Linked DNA regions of Homo sapiens: region 2 is linked to region 1. A link is an interaction called in ENCODE POLR2A ChIA-PET data of the cell type or tissue named here. Cell type or tissue: B cell. All regions are shown on one strand. Each heading gives the region's core, and the rest is flanking DNA. Links, peaks and the distances in the headings are about the cores only.

Region 1 (4,397 bases), core at 254-4,253:
TTCCTCCTAACAACATTTTAACGCCTCTTATCATTTCGATGAATCGGCAGAAATTAGCACTCGGCTTCATTTCTTGCCTCTCTCATTAGAAAAACCCATAAACCTTATATTCTACTTATGCTAATGTTTTTAAACAAAACCTTTCTATCTTATGTGCATAATATCAAAATATTGTTTGAAATCTTATATTCATTTATCTTGGTTCATTTCAAGCTCAGAGATACGTGAGGACTGAGATAAACCAAAACCTTCTGTGACCCCTAAATTCATCTGCTCTGTGAAACCTAGGCCTCTCTGACTGACAGGTAGGTGCTTTCATCATCACTGCTGCTGGCAGTGCCAAAGATGCTGAGAGAGCGCCCTCAAACAGACCAGCCTATGCATTCCTTCTAGAACTTGGAGGTATTTCTCCTACAACTTAGTGCTGGATTAGAGACTTCTCTACAACTTGCTATGTGCCAGGCACCGTTCTAAGCAGTTTATATATGCTAATTAATTTATTTCTTATAACCACTTCATGAAGTCAATAATACTGTAATTCTCATTTTACAGTTAAGAAAAGTGATGCAAGGGGAGGCAAATAACATGCCCAAGATCACACAAGTAGGTAGCAGAGCCGGGATTCAGGCCAAGCGGTTCAGATCTGGACTCAGGCTGTGCTACCTCCCAGTTGAATGAAAGAGTAAATGGCTGGAGAATGTGTGAATGATTGAGTCAACAAATAAACAAGTTTGTCCATGGCCCTAAGGTGTGGGGAGGATCCCACAAGCCCAGGAACTCCGTGGTGCCTGGGGCCTATCTGGGACCTCTGACCTTGTTCCTGGCCAGGACTCGCTTTTCCATGAATATTATGGTTGCTGAAACGTAGTATCAGGAGCTCAGAGTTGGGAGGTGGGAAACCTGCCTTCTTGTTTTGGCAGCACCAACCAACTTGCTGTGTGTTCTCAGGGGACTCAATGACTTATTTCCCCTTCCCTAAATGAGAGTTCAACAAGAATCATTTCTAACATTCCACAATGCCATATGCTGGCTTGTCCAAGTGAAAGTCTATTGGCAAGGCTAGAAATCAAGTCCAGCTCTGATTTTGAGACTGATTTTGGAGACCATCCTCATCCCCATATAGGAAAGCACGGGGCCTCAGGTCTCTACGTGGTCTCCAGGAACAGGTTTTATATGGGCAGGTTACAGTCTATGCATTGTAGACATGTATATTCACCTCACAACTTGGGAGTCAACTTGTGTTGACTGTTGAGTTTAATGAGTGAAGGGTAGAAGTGAATGCTTAGTTAGATAGCCCTGCGTTCAGAGCTGAAGCAAAGCTCTGCACAAAGTAGGAATTACAGGGAGTGTGAAAATACACTTTCAAAAGTTGAATAATGCCCCAGAGAAAACCTAATTCATTTTACAAAAGAGGAATTTACAGTCAGATAGCTCCATTCATTCTATGAAACCAAGTGTCCTCACAGAAGTGTTCATCATCTGTGTGGGTTTCAGAGATTGGGGACAGGACTCCAGTAATCCTGCTGCAAACATCTCCATAGATCTTCAAATACAAATGGCTTTTCCCTGAAGTCCATCCACTTTGACTCTGCCATTTCTGTTATAAAAGTCTTGCTTCTTATCTCTATGGGTGAATCAAGTTGGAAAGAGAGAGAAGTTAGCTCTTTTTTTCAGTTAACAGGGCATGAAGACGTGTAAATTCTCTGCATTCATCCCGAGCCCCTGGTTCTTCCCATTAGTAGGAACTGAGCTGTGTTGAGGTTGTCTGAGAGCTCGGGCATAGCACAGGACATGCTGCCCACTTCACAAGTGACATGGGGCATTCCCTGGTGAACAGCTCTTCAGTTTCTCTGCTTACTGCTGAATTTACGGTAATGCCTATAATTGTTTCAAATATACACTAGTGCTGGAGAGACAAGGTATGGGGAGGGGGCATCAGATTATCTTGCACTTGCAACGTTTGCCCAATTTTCTCTCAAGTCAGCTTCATCTAAACCAGTCTTCCTGACGAGGAGGCAGCCAGGATGGTCCTGCAAGCACACTCTCGTCAAAAACATTTCCACAGTGAAACACTGTCAGCAGTTGTTAGGGTGAGAAGGAAGTTTAAGTAGATGGACTAGAGGATAATTACTATGATTAGCATTTAGAGAAATTAAAAACTGCCATTTATTCCACAGCCAAGGGACATAATGAAACCAAGGAATATGACCGCCTTGCTATAGCCTTTGTCTTGAGAAGATTCATTTCTTCATTTCCTCATTTGGCAAATGTGAGTTGATGTTTTACTCTCCATCACAGACTGGGCTGAGGCAGAGACGACAACTGAGTCACGTAAGGGAGACGCGCAGTGGATGCCCACGCATTGGGGTGGGCATGTGCGGTGAGTGCGCGTGCTCAGGGCCCTCCTGGGGCTGCATGGAGGCCTCGCTTCCTGAAGGCGGCGCTGTGGATCCAGTCCCACGGACGCGGAGGGCCAGGCCGGGGACCACGGGAGAGCCGGGCAGAGGCAGGGTGTTGGCCAAGGTCACGGCCCCAGAGACCACAATAGCGTTGTGTCGCTGCAGCCAGGAAGAGCAGGCGACAAGGCCTGAAAGGTGAACTGAGACAGATCCCCCAGGGCTCCGCCCATGCCCTGGCCTCTCAGCTGCGTCTGTAGGCAGAGAGGAGACACTGAAGGGTATTTTTTTCAATTGAATTTTTCTTATTGTGGTTTTAAAAATATGTACATATGCACATAAACTATATATGTATGCATATTTAATATATAATACCATACATTATATATACATTTTGTTTTATATATAACATATTTTATTTTGTTATGCAAATATTTTATATACAAAATATTTAATATAAAATATACAATATTTTATATATAATTTAAATTATATATAATTTGTATATTTTATATGTATTAAAAATATATACAATGTATATTTTTATGTTATAAAAACATAAACATATAAATATACATAACATAAATGTATATATATATAAATTTATAAATATGTATAAATACATAACACAAATATATATATGTATATAACATAAAATTTACCCTTTTATCCATTTTAAGCACAAGTTCAGTGGCATTAAGTACATTCACATTGTCACACTACCATCACCACCATCCATCTCCAGAAGTTTTCCATCTTCCTCAACTAAATTCAACCATTGTAATTCAACTAAACGTAACCATTCTACAATAACTCCCTACTCCCCTCTCCCCAGCCTCTGGCAATCACAATTCTACTTTCTGTCTCTATGGACTGTCCACTCTAGGTATTTCCTGTGAGTAGGATCACACAGTATTTGTCTTTCTGTGACTGGCCTGTCTCCCGCAGCACAGCATCCTCCAGGTCTGTCCACGCCGCAGCATGTGTCAGATCTCCTTCCCTTTAAAGGCTGGATGACATTCCATTGTGTGATACACCACGTCTTGCTTATCCACTCATCCCTCGATGCTCATTGGGTTGTTTTCACTTTTGGCTGTTGTGAATAATGCTGCTAAGAACACGGGTACAAATATCTGTTCAAATGGATGGGTTTTGAGCAGGATAGTGGTTGGAAAAACCCTTTAGAAAGAGCTCCCTGCTGGTGCAGAAGATGATGATGATGATGATAATACAACTAATACTGAATGTGTGCTAGGTGCTGCGCAAAGTACTTGACGTGCATCAACTCATTTAATCCTCACAACCGCCGCATCCTCACACCTACTTTTTTGAGGTTGATGTTGTTATTATCTCCATCTTACTTAGGAGCCAGTGGAACCTACCCAGGTTTGCAGACAGCAGAAGACGGAGCCAGGAACTGCATCTGGACAGTCAGCTTGCAGAGCCTCGGCACTCACACTGTACCACATGGCCTCTCCTGGCAGACTGGGAGGGGTGAGATAATGCATGGAGGCTGTTGCTGGGCCATGGGAATAATACAGGCAGGAGCTGACAAGAGCTGTGAACTGAGCTCAGGAAGCAATAAAGAATAGGCATGTGGCCAGAGACTTGAGATTCTTAGGGAGCGAGATGGACAAGCTCCCCGGAGTGACTGTGGGTATGAGGAAGGGGAGGGGTCTAGGATGACAGACAGCTTTTGAACTTGATCACCTAGGTGGAGAGTGGTGCCATTGACTAAGAGAACATGGGTAAATTGGCAGGTGTAGTGGAAGGGGAAAAGAATGATTCTATCCAGTACCTGCTGAATCTGAGATTCCACAGGACATTTGGATACAGGTGCCCAACTCATATGGTATGAATCAAATTCAACAGAAAGATCTTGTTGGAGACACAGATTGAGAAGTCATTAGCATAGGGGAGAGTTGGAATCTTGGAAGTAGATGAGCTTGTCCATGGATCATGTGTGTGGAACTGAAAAGAAGAGGTGGAAATTGAAACCCA
Region 2 (4,397 bases), core at 91-4,090, 59 kb before region 1:
CTTTATTGCTAAAGCCACCATTCACTCAGTTTTCTCTTCCTTGAAGCCCAACTTAACAGGCAGGCCAACACCCAGCTGTAAAAGCAGACAGCCCTTTCTCTGGCCTCGGTGAGTGCTGCTCTAGTTAGTGATGCCACGGATGAAAGGATCCTGAAGGGGCCTCTGCGCTGTCCAGCCCAACACCCTCCTTCAACATGGAAGGAAGCTGAGTTCAGGGAGGCAGAATGCCTTGCCCAGCAGAAGAACCAGGAATAAGAACTACACTTCCAAGATTTGGAGAGCTGGGAGGACCTACACCCAATCCTGCAGCCGGCCGCATTGGTCTTGTGCTTTAGCCAACCCCACCAGAGCCCGTAGGGACAAGGCAGCCTCTAGGGGCCCCTCCTCTGGCTGCCTCATGCCTGCCTGCCATCCGGCCCCTCCAGTCCTGGAGGGACTGTAATGAGTTAACTGTCTCCAGGGTGGTGGGAACCACTTGGGTTACTGCATATATTTCGGAAGATGCAAATTCAAAGCTCAGGAGAAAAGGACTAATTTTTCCTATGGCAGAATTTCAGAACGCTTGTTTAGAATCCCTCCCCCACACTCCTAAAGCACACTTCGTCGGGCCCTGCTATTCTGTCCCCCATACATCAAGGGGTGGCTTCTCAAGCTAGGACGTTTTCTGCTTGGACTTAGAGAAGATGGGACCCATTTCATGCTTTTCCAGCACAGACTTGCAGCTGTTTCACCACTTGGAGGAGCTCAAGAGACTCAGCAACCTGGGTTCTCTTCCCACTTTGGTCACTCAAAGCGGAAGCAATGCTCCAAACTGCTGGCCATCAGCCCAGTTGTTCTCATGAGTCATCTCATTTACTTCCACAATAGTACCTTAGCGTATAAAGGGTTAATCTTATTAAAAAGACAACAACTAAAAAACAACAACCGAGTAAACAAACCTCTGACAGAAGAATCAACTCCCCCAAATCCACATGCACTGGCTAAAACGGGGGTTTCCACAACATCCCTGGGTCACTGACTTCTCTTGTCTGGGTCCAGGCAATGATTACTTCTATTGGACTGTAACACCTTCCACCGAGAGGGAAACCACAATGATAAGCCCAGTACTGTTGACAGTCTTTTATTTTTATTATGTACAAAATAATAATTCCATGTGTGACTAGAATCTCTAAAACTCTCGAGAAGGATGAGAAGCAATGCATGAGAGGAAAAGCATACACCAAATCTCCAACTTAAAACAGAGTGCTCCCTGGCCAGGCTCGGTGGCTCACACCTGTCATCCCAGCACTTTGGGAGGTTGAGGTGGGTGGATCACCTGAGGTCAGGAGTTCGAGACCAGCCTGGCCAACATGGTGAAACCCCGTCTCTACTAAAAATACAAAAATTATCCAGGCATGATGGTGCGTGCCTGTAATCCCAGCTACTCAGTAGGCTGAGGCAGGAGAATCGCTAGAACCCGGGAGGTGGTGGTTGCAGTTAGCTGAGATGGTGCCATTGCACTCCAGCCTGGGTGTTGCAGTGAGACTCTCTCAAAAAAAAAAAAAAAAAAAAAAAGAGTGCTCGCGGATGCTGTGTTCATTTCCCAGGGCCTCTGTAACACGTCCCACAAACTGGATGTCTTAAAACAACGGGAATGGAGTCTCTGACAGTTCTGGAGGCTAAAAGTTTGAAATCAAGGTGTGAGCAGGGTTGGTTCCTTCTAGAGGCAATGAGAGAAAATCTGTTCTAGGCCCCTCTCTCAGCCTCTGCAATTGGACCAATCCCGTGCTGGAAAAGCATGAAATGGGTCCCAACTTCTCTAAGTCCTAGCAGAAGACATCCTAGCTTGAGAAGCCACCCCTTGATGTGTGGGGGACAGTCCCAGTTGCTGCAATTCTTGGGGTTCCTTGACTTGTAGATGCATCAGCACAACCTCTGCTTCCATCCTCATGTGGCCTCCTCTCTTTCTGTCTGTGGGTCTCTCTGCCCATCAGTCATTGATTATGTCCACCCTAATCCCACGTAACCCCATCTTAACTTCATTACATCAGTAAAGATCTTATTTCCCAATAAGTTCACATTCACAGGTACTGGACGTTAGGACTTTGACATATCTTTTTGGGGCCCCCAATTCAACCAACAACATATGGGGCTGTGTTTTTACATATATGTGTCTATATGTATAGACATATATATGTGATACATACTTATAATCACCTTTTTAGATAAATGCTAGAATATGTATAGGTGAAACGATATAATGAAACATATGAGATTTGCTCCAAAATAATATAAAGTAGAGCCACTGTGTGAGTTTAGATGTAACAAGATTGGCCTTTAGCTGATAACTGTTGAAGCTGCCGGGTGGGCCCATGGGTACGTGGGGTTCATCAGATGTGTTTTGGTTACCTGTGGTTGTGCAACGTATCACATTTAAGATGTTGAGGCTTAAATCTACTGCTGTCATCTTATTATTCTCTCTCAAGCTCCTAGGGATTTAACAAACACTGCTAGGTGGTTCTTGCTTTGATGTTTTTGTTATGGACTAAATGTTTGTGTCCCCCCACCCAAATTCTTATGTTAAAACACCACTCCCCAGTGCGATGGGATTAGGGGTGGGCCTTTGGCGGGCGATAAGGATGAGAGTCCGGAGAGAGCTTGCTGCCTGCCGCTGGCTGATACCTGAGGACCCAAGGAGGAGTCAGCAGCCTGCAGCCGGGCAGAGGCCCTCACCAGACCCCGGCCATGCTGGCATTCTGACCTCCTACTGCCCAGCCTTCAGATCTGTGAGACATAAGTTTCTGTTGTTTACAAGCTGCCCAGTCTGCGGTGATTTGTTTTAGCAGCCTGAAGGGACTAAGACCATCTCTCGTGTAGTTACAGTCGGCTGCGCTGGAATCAGCTCAGGGCTCACTCAGGCACATGTCTGGCACCTGGGCTGGGGAGACTCCCACATCAAAGGCTCCCTGGGCTCCTGTGTGTGTGATTCTCCAGTGTGACAGCTCTTTCAGACTCCTCACATGGTGGCCCTAGGCTCCCAAGGTGTATGTCCCTGTGCTGCCCTCTCTCACCTGTGTCAGAGTCTCCAGCAGGATTTCTGTCACATTCTTTGGCCAAGGTAGTCACAAGGTCCATTCGGCTATAAGGGGAGAGGGACATAGACTCCACTGCTTGATGAGAGATGTGTCAAAGGACTCACGAACACATTTTGAAACAACCATGTACTATGCACTCTACATTTGCCTATGTTTAAAATGCTTCCGTAATGATATACACCCACGTACAATTTATAAAATACTATTTAGGAACTCTCTTTACTTCCTTACATTAATTTCAAATTAAAGTAATATAAAAGTTCTGCATACAGTTTGGAGGCAAAAGAAAGGAAGCAGGGAAGGGAGGAAAGAGGGAAGGAAGGAGAGAAGGAGGAAGGAAGGAGGGAGAGAGAGTAGCGAAGGAAAGAAGGAAGGGAGGGAGGGAGAGAGGGAAGGAAGGAAAGAAAGGAAAGAAATAAAGAAATAAAGAGAAAGAAAGAAAGAAAGAAAGAAAAGAAAAGAAAGAGAGAAAGAGAGTCTAGAAAAGAATTCCTTTCCAGTGTTATGCAGAAAATAAACACTGATGTCAAGAATCTGGGGAAACCCGAGTGCTATTTTATTAGACTTTGTAGCCTGTAATTTCAGTTATCCTTTTATATCATCTTTCAGGTCTACGGTCTGTAAATGTCTGCCGACATATATATGCAGTTCCCATAGGAGAAACAATAAAGATTTTGGGATTTTTTAGCCAGGCAGAGGGAGATAATGGGGAAAGCAGAGTGATGTACAGGGAGGGGTGGGGGCTCTGCCATCCAAGGATCATCTCAGTGCTTCTCTGGGGGCCAGGAGGGGCAGAAGAAAAAGCGTGGTGGTGATCCCATCGCACTGCCCACCAGGTATTTCCTGCGTGTTTCCCAGTCACGCAGCAAACTTGCCCTCTCCCTCCCCTTGAGGATGGGTGTGGCAAATGGTTTGTGTGCCCAGTGAACTGTGAAGTGTGTGCTTCTGGGCGTATGTTTACAAGCCAGCACAGCGTAAGTCACTCTCTTCCTTCTCCTCTCCTGGCACTTAAGAGGTGGCACCTCCCCTGGTCTGGGTCCCTCGCGTATTCCTATGTGAAGGTGACAGCAGAGAAAAGAGCCCCTGCCAATCCATGGTGCACATAGAGCATGAGCTATAGACAGCCCCTTGTCACTCTATGGGCTGTTTCCGCAGCATCACCTTGCCCCTCCCGATGGATGCAGCAGGCGCGGACTTGGGGTTTGGGCCAAAGCTCTGCCAATAACTGGCCATGGAGGTTTGCCTTCACTGACTGAGCTATGCATATTAATGCTTCCAACAAGCTACAGAAAATATTTATGAGGCTTCTCTGCAGGACATATG

Evidence for each region. Peaks named below come from ENCODE experiments on the same cell type or tissue, not always from the same donor. Only the 100,000 strongest peaks of a DNase experiment are listed, where the experiment ranks them.
Region 2: POLR2A ChIA-PET joins it to region 1 with 7 read pairs; 1 of 35 experiments calls an interaction of 5 or more read pairs at or near these places.

The regions. Positions count from the first base shown.
Region 1 is chr2:105,117,261-105,121,657 of GRCh38, reverse strand. No RefSeq gene overlaps it. Among named protein-coding and RNA genes, the nearest start is that of MRPS9-AS1, 17 kb to the right of the region's middle. RefSeq lists enhancers at 1,886-2,385, 2,386-2,887. In B cell, for the core only: CTCF peaks have their summits at 2,243 and 2,456; a DNase peak (open chromatin) is centred at 2,507.
Region 2 is chr2:105,176,284-105,180,680 of GRCh38, reverse strand. No RefSeq gene overlaps it. Among named protein-coding and RNA genes, the nearest start is that of LINC01918, 34 kb to the right of the region's middle. RefSeq lists an enhancer at 2,232-2,731. In B cell, for the core only: no CTCF peak of the experiment used is centred there; a DNase peak (open chromatin) is centred at 3,990; H3K4me3 peaks cover 482 bases; H3K27ac peaks cover 1,142 bases.